3 separate regions of the Homo sapiens genome follow, and regions 1 and 3 are each linked to region 2. Evidence: read pairs that join two places in POLR2A ChIA-PET (ENCODE). Cell type or tissue: PC-9. All regions are shown on one strand.

Region 1 (2,500 bases), 320 kb after region 2:
CTGTGATGTCCAGTGCCGAGGGCCTATGCTTTGAAAATCAATATTCTAGTCTTAGGCCAAAACTCTCCTCCCTGCTTCCCCAGCCACTCCTTGAGCTTTCTTCTTCCTCATGGCCCTCTCGGCCATCTGGACAGGCTTCTTCCTGGATACAAGTCACATGAATGTCACTGACCTGTGACTTTGTCTTTGTTTCCTGAGTGCATCACACAGTACATGGCCTACGGCAGGCATTCAGAAAATATTGATTTCATGAATGAATAGGTGAATGAATGAGTGAGCAAATGAATGAATTTATATCACATAGAATAATTAACTTCCCTTTTAGTATCTCCCTAATCCTTCCAACTCTAACTTGAGGAAGCTATGACTTGCTTTCAAGATCATTTTCCAGGCCTGGCGCGGTGGCTCACGCCTGTAATCCCAGCACTTTGGGAGGCTGAGGCAGGTGGATCACCTGAAGTCAGGAGTTCAAGACCAGCCTTGCCAACATGGTGAAACCCTGTCTCTACTTAAAATACAAAAATTTGGCAGGCTTGGTGGCCGGCGCCTGTAATCCCAGCTACTTGGGAGGCTGAGGCAGGAGAATTGCTTGGACCCACAAGGCGGAGGTTGCAGTGAGCTGAGATCACACCACTGCACTCCAGCCTGGGCAACAAGAGCAAAACTCTGTCTGAAAAATGAATAAATAAATAAATAATAGGATTATTTTGCATCCATTCTATTGTTTTGTGGGAATCTTTCACAGTCATTGCCTGGGAATCCAGTGATGAAAAGTGGCCCACAAATACAATCTAATGGAGGCCCTCAGGTTATTCACTAAAGCTCAGAGAAGATCATTTTCCAATCAGAGACATCCACAAGTGGAATGGTGCTAGAATCTTCCCTCCCCTGCAGGAAAGCCCTGGTCAGCCAGGTCAGATGTGGGCAGATGGTTTGCTCTTCTCCACCGAGTACTGAGTGAAGCCTTGGGCTGGAAATCCAGGTAGGGAGGTTAAGGACAAATTTGGAATTAAAACACAATAAGCCCCTTCATTCCTTCCCCATTCACATCCTCCATTCTTAAGGCTGGGAAAAAAAAAAAAAAAAAAGACCCCTTACTTCCTCATGCAAGACTGCCCCCAGGCTTAATCAGAGCCTTAACTGCTGTCTTTGGCTGTGTTGTAAGCACAGTGACAATGATCAGGTTAGGTGTTTAGAACAGTATGATGTCAGTCGGGCTTGTGATGAAAGAGTCGCTGACAGACAGTGCAAGCCAACACCATGAGAACAGCTCAGGCTATGAGGTCATTCAGTCCAACAGGTAGGCAGGTTTGTTTTCTTAGCCCTGACATTCGATGCCCTGCCGGTTATTGAATAACCAGAAATGAGGCGACTCCTACAAATTCCTGGATCTCCATGGGGATGGAGAAGGAGGGGCTGTGCTTCGTCTGCCAAACTGTGGGTTTGATTAAGGGCACCGGAGGAGAAGCCAGAACTGGAAACCTGTCTCTAGGAAGATGGGTAGATGAAAGAAAATGCAAGAAAGATATTCAGGGGCAAGTGGGATCATTTCTGCAGAGGTGAAAAATGATTCTGCATCCCATTTAATCCAATCATGCCCTGCTCCTAGAGAGGAAAGTGAAACACCCTCAGACTGAACACGTGGTCAAACTCAGATGAATGAAGCAGCCAGTTCACAGCAAATTTACTTTTCAAAAGACTGGGAAAGAAGGGAATTGGGGGAACTTTTTTTCTGTTTGTTGAGGAGGGAGATTATTTATTAACTTGTTTATTTTACTACCCAATATATACCACACATAGGACCCCATGTGCAAAGATTTCACAGCTTTAAGAACATGAAATATTTTAATGAAAGACTGTAGTTAACATTTCAAAAATGTAAGTTCAAGCCAAGCCTACTTTCCTTTGAACATTTCATAGAAGTTAAAGGAAACGGGGGTTGTAGGTTTTTTTTTTTTTTTTTTTACGTATTTATTTATTTAGAAACAGAGTCTCACCTTGTCATCCAGGCTGGAGTGCAGTGGTGCCATCTCAGCTCACTGCAGCCTCGACCTCCCAGGCTCAAGCGATCCTCCTGCCTCAGCCCCCCAAGTAGCCGGGACTGTAAGTGTGCACCGGTACACCTGGCTAATTTTTTGTATTTTTCATAGAGACAGGGTTTCGCCGTGTTGCTCATGCTGATCTCCAACTCCTGAGCTCAAGCAATCCGCTCACCTCGGCCTCCCAAAGTGCTGGGATTACAGGTGTGAGGCACTGCACCCAACCTTTAGATTTTGTTTTTAAGCATAATATTGGAGGTGGAGTGATCTATTAGTTTCCCGGGGGGGCTGCCATAACAAAGTACCGTAAATTTGGTGGCTTAAAAGACCAAGAATGGGCCAGGCACGGTGGCTCAGGCCTGTAATCCCAGCACTTTGGGAGGCCGAGGTGGGTGGATCATCTCAGGTCGAGAGTTCGAGAACAACCTGGCCAGCATAGAGAAAACTCGTCTTTACTAAAA
Region 2 (2,500 bases):
CACCGACAGCAAGCAAGGCACAGGGAAAGGCACGGGAGGAGGGGCTCCGGGTGTGGGAAGATGGCCAAACACACGGTCCTCACACCAAGTAGTAAGTAGTCCTCACTACACAGAATCTGGTAGAGAAGTTGGAAAGTGAGTTCTTCCCAGCAACGACTAACGTTCTAACCATCACATCTCAACAAGTATTTAATGAGGTAGAAAATGCTCGCGGCAAAACTGTGGATACAATATGCTTTGAATAAGAAAATATTGGTCTCCTTCCATGACACACATGCTCCAGAAGCCCAGATGTCAGCCACAGCACTGCCCTCTCTGCTTGGAACTAACCCTTCACGAAGCCCTGGAGATGATGGTGTCCTCATGGTCCCTGACTCTGTCTGCTTCTTCGTGTCTCCCACTGCCATTTGAGGCTGAGTCACCGTCTCTCATCACTACAGCCCCCTCACTGCCCACCTGTGTCCACTCCTGCCTCTTCCACATGGCAGCCTCCTGGATCTTCCACGAAAGCAAATCTGATTTTTATGCCACGTCTCCCCACAGTGGCTTCTATTGTTCTTAAAGTTAAAACATCTTAAAGTGGACTGTGAAGCCCTGCACAACCTGGTGTCTCCCTGCCACCTGGACCCTGACCCCCTCTTTTTTTTTTTTTTTTTTTTGAGATGGAGTCTCCCTCTTCCGCCCAGGCTGGAGTGCAGTGGCACAATCTGGGCTCACAGCAACCTCCGCCTCCCAGGTTCGAGCAATTCTCCTGCCTCAGCCTCCCGAGTAGCTGGGATTACAGGTGCCCACCACCAGGCCTGACTAACTTTGTACTTTTAGTAGACACGGGGTTTCACCATGTTAGCCAGGCTGGTCTTGAACTCCTCACCTCAAGTGATCCACCCACCTCGGCCTCCCAAAATGCTGGGATTACAGGCATGAGCCACCCCGCCCGGCTGACCCTGACCCTCTTTACTCCAGCCACGCTGCTCTTCTTCCATCCCCCCATACTCACGGGGTCCCTCCTCTCGTAGGGCCTTTGTACATTCGACTCCCGCCAGCAAATCCCGTTCTTCCCCTCTTCACCTGGCTGTTGCTGACTCATCCTTTAAGTATCAAACTGCTTGTCATTCTCCTGGGAAAAATGTCCTCCACCCCTCTGTCTACATTAAATTTTCCACTTACGTGCAACTAGAGCTTCATGTGCATCTTCTTTATAGCCCTAAAGATGCTTTAACTTTAATTTTGTGTGCAGTTATTTGATTAATGTCCAGTTCTCCTATTAGACTGTGAACTCGTGAGAACAGGACAAATGACTGTGTGGTACAGTAGTGACTCTCAAGTATATTTTGACAGAATGAAGGATGATCTCATGCTTGGCCCCTAGTAGGTGTTCATTAAAGTAGCTGGATGAATATGGGAAGAAGAGAAGCAATAGTAATTAAGAAAGCTGGGTCCCAGCACTTTGGGGGCCAAGGTGGGTGGATCACCTGAGATCAGGAGTTCGAGACCAGCCTGGCCAACATGGTGAAATGCTGTCTCTACTAAAAATACAAAAATTAGCCAGGCATGGTGGTGGGCACCTGTAATCCAAGCTACACAGGAGGCTGAGGCAGGAGAATCACTTAAACCCAGGAGGCGGAAGTTGTAGTGAGTCAAGATCATGCTACTGCACTCTAGCCTGGGTGACAACGTGAGACTTCGTCTCAAAGAAAAAAATAAATTAGCCAGGTATGGTGGTGCATGCCTGTAGTCCCAGCTACTCAGGAGGCTGAGGGACAAGAATCGCTTGAACTTGGGAGGTGGAGGTTGCAGTGAGCTGAGATCATGCCACTGAACTCCAGTCTGGGTGACAGATTGAGACTTGGTCTCAAAACAGCAACAAGAAGAAAGCTGGGTCCTAGTCCCTGATGCTCTGCTGACTTGCTCAGTGGCCTGTCCTTCTCCAAGCATCAGGGCCTCCTACCCAGCATGCAGGGGTGAGCCACTCTGCTGCCCACCAGGGGTCTGAAGGACCTGAAGTTGAATCCTAGCTCCCACTGTCTGGATGTATGATTTTGAGCCTATTTTACTTCTGTGAAAAATTCTTATGTTTAAAGTCTCTCCAAGTCCTAAAAGTTGAGAAATCTGTGAGGGCCTGCACTATACCAGTAGCAGCAAGAATGGAGAGGAGATGGATAAAAGAGAGATTTCACATTAAGTGATGAAGTAAACCAGTGGTTCTTAAAGCAGGATCCCAGACCAGCAGCATGAACATCACCTGGGAACTTGCTGGAAATGTGAAGTCCACAGCCCCACCCCAGATCTACCGAGTTAGAAACTATGAGGATGGGTCCCAGGGGAAAAAAAAAAAATTAGCCGGGCATGGTGGTGTGCACCTGTAGTCCCAGCTACTTGGGAGGCTGAGGTAGGGGAATTACATGAACCTGGGAGGTGGAGGTTGCAGTGAGCCGAGATCAGCCTGGCGACAGATCGAGAATCTGTCTCAAAAAAAAAAAAAAAAAAACCCCTCCAGTAG
Region 3 (2,500 bases), 890 kb before region 2:
TTAAATCCTCCAGAGAACAGAAGATCTATGGAGGTAGTGGTCTTGGTTCTTATTCACTACTCTGTGCACTTACATAGTAATTGCACCAGTAATTACACTAGCACATGGCAGGCATGCCAACATATGTTGAATGAAGTTATGAATGAATGAATGCTTAACACCATTCTACACACACTGTAGATATTCAAATACTAGTTGGAAGAGACGAAAGCCTAAACAAGACTTATACCAACTCCCACTACTGACTTAACTCACAAGTCTTCTTGCGTTAAGGAAAAAATATAAAATATAAACAAATTGAACAGTTCCCCATGTCAGCTTTATTCATAGCAGCACTATCCCTAGTTATCTCTTTATCTTCTGTAGAGTGAATTCATGAAAAGGCACTTAAGTGGATGAAAAACAGATAGCTGTTTCCTGGAAACAGGGCCTCACAGAAGGGCATAATTATGAACAGTTCTTAAAAGAGATCACTCAGCTGGCAAGTACTTACCCAGGTCTATTGTAAACACTGTCACAAGCCCTAAGGATGAGTTGGGCAAGGCCTAAAAATCAGACCTAGGGAATGAATGTCTATAGGGCTTGTATTTACTCATTCCACTCTCAGTCAGATTCACCCCCTATATACCCTTGGCTCAGGTGAAGAGCAGAGAAGTCCAAAGGGGAATGAAACCTCGCATCCCTCCCTTGTCTGCGACTATAGAATCAACCCCCTCAACCCAAGAAAGATGGCTAAGAGTAGAAAAGTCTACAAGCTCTTTGCAGGTGATATACTGACTGCGGCAGAAGACACCCAATAGCTGGGTGGAGTCTTGATCTCCAACCGATTCTGTGACCTACGAATCAGTCACATCACCTCCCAGAGTCTCAGTACTCCCATCTAGAAATGGGGATTAATACTTCCTATACAACCTTTCTCAAAGGCCTGACCTAAGGATAATACCATACCAAATGTGAATATTTATTGTCATCTATAAAGCATTGTGCAAAGATAAATTAGTATTGATCGCAAATAACAGTAGTTTCTAATAATAAAGAATTCCTACGACTTGCGTTCCAGATTAACCATCCAAGTGGAGGCACTTGGAGGATGACTGATAAGCACACTAAACGCCATAATGAGAAAGATAACGTGTGCCCACTGTGCATTCTGAAAAGCCCTGAGTATGGGCATGCCAGAGGTCCGGAAGTACCCTCACATGCCTGTGAAGAAACACCGGGGTCCACAAGGAAGGGAACATCCCTATGAGTCATGAGTTGCAGTTTGCTGTTCCCAGTCAACAAGCTACAGCAATCACTATGGACATTTCTTATATTGCCCTAGGATAGGTCTTAAGGAATGTAGAAAAACTTGCCCTACATCCCTCTGCCACATAAGGAGATAAGATCAAAATTTTCTGGACTCCAGAAAATGATAAAGTATAACTCAATGGATTTTTAAAAATCATAAAGAGACAAGGTTAGAAAGTGCTAATTTCTCAGAGACTGCAATAAAAAGCTTCACTGGGAAGAGCTCTTTTAAAGAGTGACTCAAGTCACATCACACTTAGTGAGCACCTACTATGTGCATGACCCCCTGGGTGCTGCAAAGATAAATAAGCCAGGTATTCTTTAAAGCATGGGAAAGAACAGGCTAAGGGCCACAAAAGGGACCAGGTATTAGGAGGAAACACAGGAAAGGTAAATTTTCTTCTTTTTTTTTTTTTTTTTGAGACAGAGTCTCCCTCTGTCGCCCAGGCTGGAGTACAGTGACGCGATCTAGGCTCACTGCAAGCTCCGCCTCCTGGGTTCACGCCATTCTCCTGCCTCAGCCTCCCAAGTAGCTGAGACTACAGCAGCTGGGATGACAGACGCCCACCACCACGCCCAGCTAATGTTTCGTATTTTTTTTTTAGTAGAGACGAGGTTTCACCGTGTTGGCCAGGATGGTCTCGATCTCCTGACCTCGTGATCCGCCCTCCTCGGCCTCCCAAAGTGCTGGGATTACAGGCATGAGCCACCACGCCGGGCCAAATTTTCTTCTTCTCAAAGACATATAGGAAGGCTTCATGAGTCAAGTGGCATTTGAGCTGGGAGAAAAAAATAAAGCGGACATAAGGTGTCAGAAGGTCATCTGTAGAACCTGGGACATTTAATTGTTTCTGTGACATGGATCCTCTCGACAGACTGTAGAAGCCTATAGATCCCTGCAGAGAATAGCATATTTAAGTGAATATGATAACATCACACAGGATTTCCAAGAAAATCAGTATTAAAATACAAAATGCGGCCGGGCACGGTGGCTCACGCCTGTAATCCCAGCACTTTGGGAGGCCAAGGCAGGCAGATCACGAGGTCGGGAGATCGAGACCATCCTGGCCAACACAGTGAAACCCAGTCTCTACTAAAAATACAAAAAAATTAGCCAAGCATGGTGGCGGGCGCCTGTAGTCCCAGCTACTCGGGAGGCTGAGGCAGGAGAATGGTGTGAACCCGGGAGGCGGAGCTTGCAGTGAGCCGA

Evidence for each region. Peaks named below come from ENCODE experiments on the same cell type or tissue, not always from the same donor. Only the 100,000 strongest peaks of a DNase experiment are listed, where the experiment ranks them.
Region 1: POLR2A ChIA-PET joins it to region 2 with 6 read pairs; 2 of 35 experiments call an interaction of 5 or more read pairs at or near these places.
Region 3: POLR2A ChIA-PET joins it to region 2 with 5 read pairs; 1 of 35 experiments calls an interaction of 5 or more read pairs at or near these places.

The regions. Positions count from the first base shown.
Region 1 is chr3:194,111,396-194,113,895 of GRCh38, forward strand. All of the region lies in intron 5 of LOC102724877, which reads left to right. Among named protein-coding and RNA genes, the nearest start is that of HES1, 24 kb to the right of the region's middle. In PC-9, no CTCF peak of the experiment used is centred here; a DNase peak (open chromatin) is centred at 1,296; H3K4me3 peaks cover 398 bases; H3K27ac peaks cover 1,125 bases.
Region 2 is chr3:193,795,220-193,797,719 of GRCh38, forward strand. No RefSeq gene overlaps it. Among named protein-coding and RNA genes, the nearest start is that of LINC02038, 48 kb to the right of the region's middle. RefSeq lists an enhancer at 389-890. In PC-9, no CTCF peak of the experiment used is centred here; a DNase peak (open chromatin) is centred at 1,092.
Region 3 is chr3:192,906,707-192,909,206 of GRCh38, forward strand. All of the region lies in intron 1 of MB21D2 (Mab-21 domain containing 2), which reads right to left. Among named protein-coding and RNA genes, the nearest start is that of MB21D2, 9.9 kb to the right of the region's middle. In PC-9, no CTCF peak of the experiment used is centred here; DNase peaks (open chromatin) are centred at 525 and 1,315; H3K4me3 peaks cover 955 bases; H3K27ac peaks cover 2,456 bases.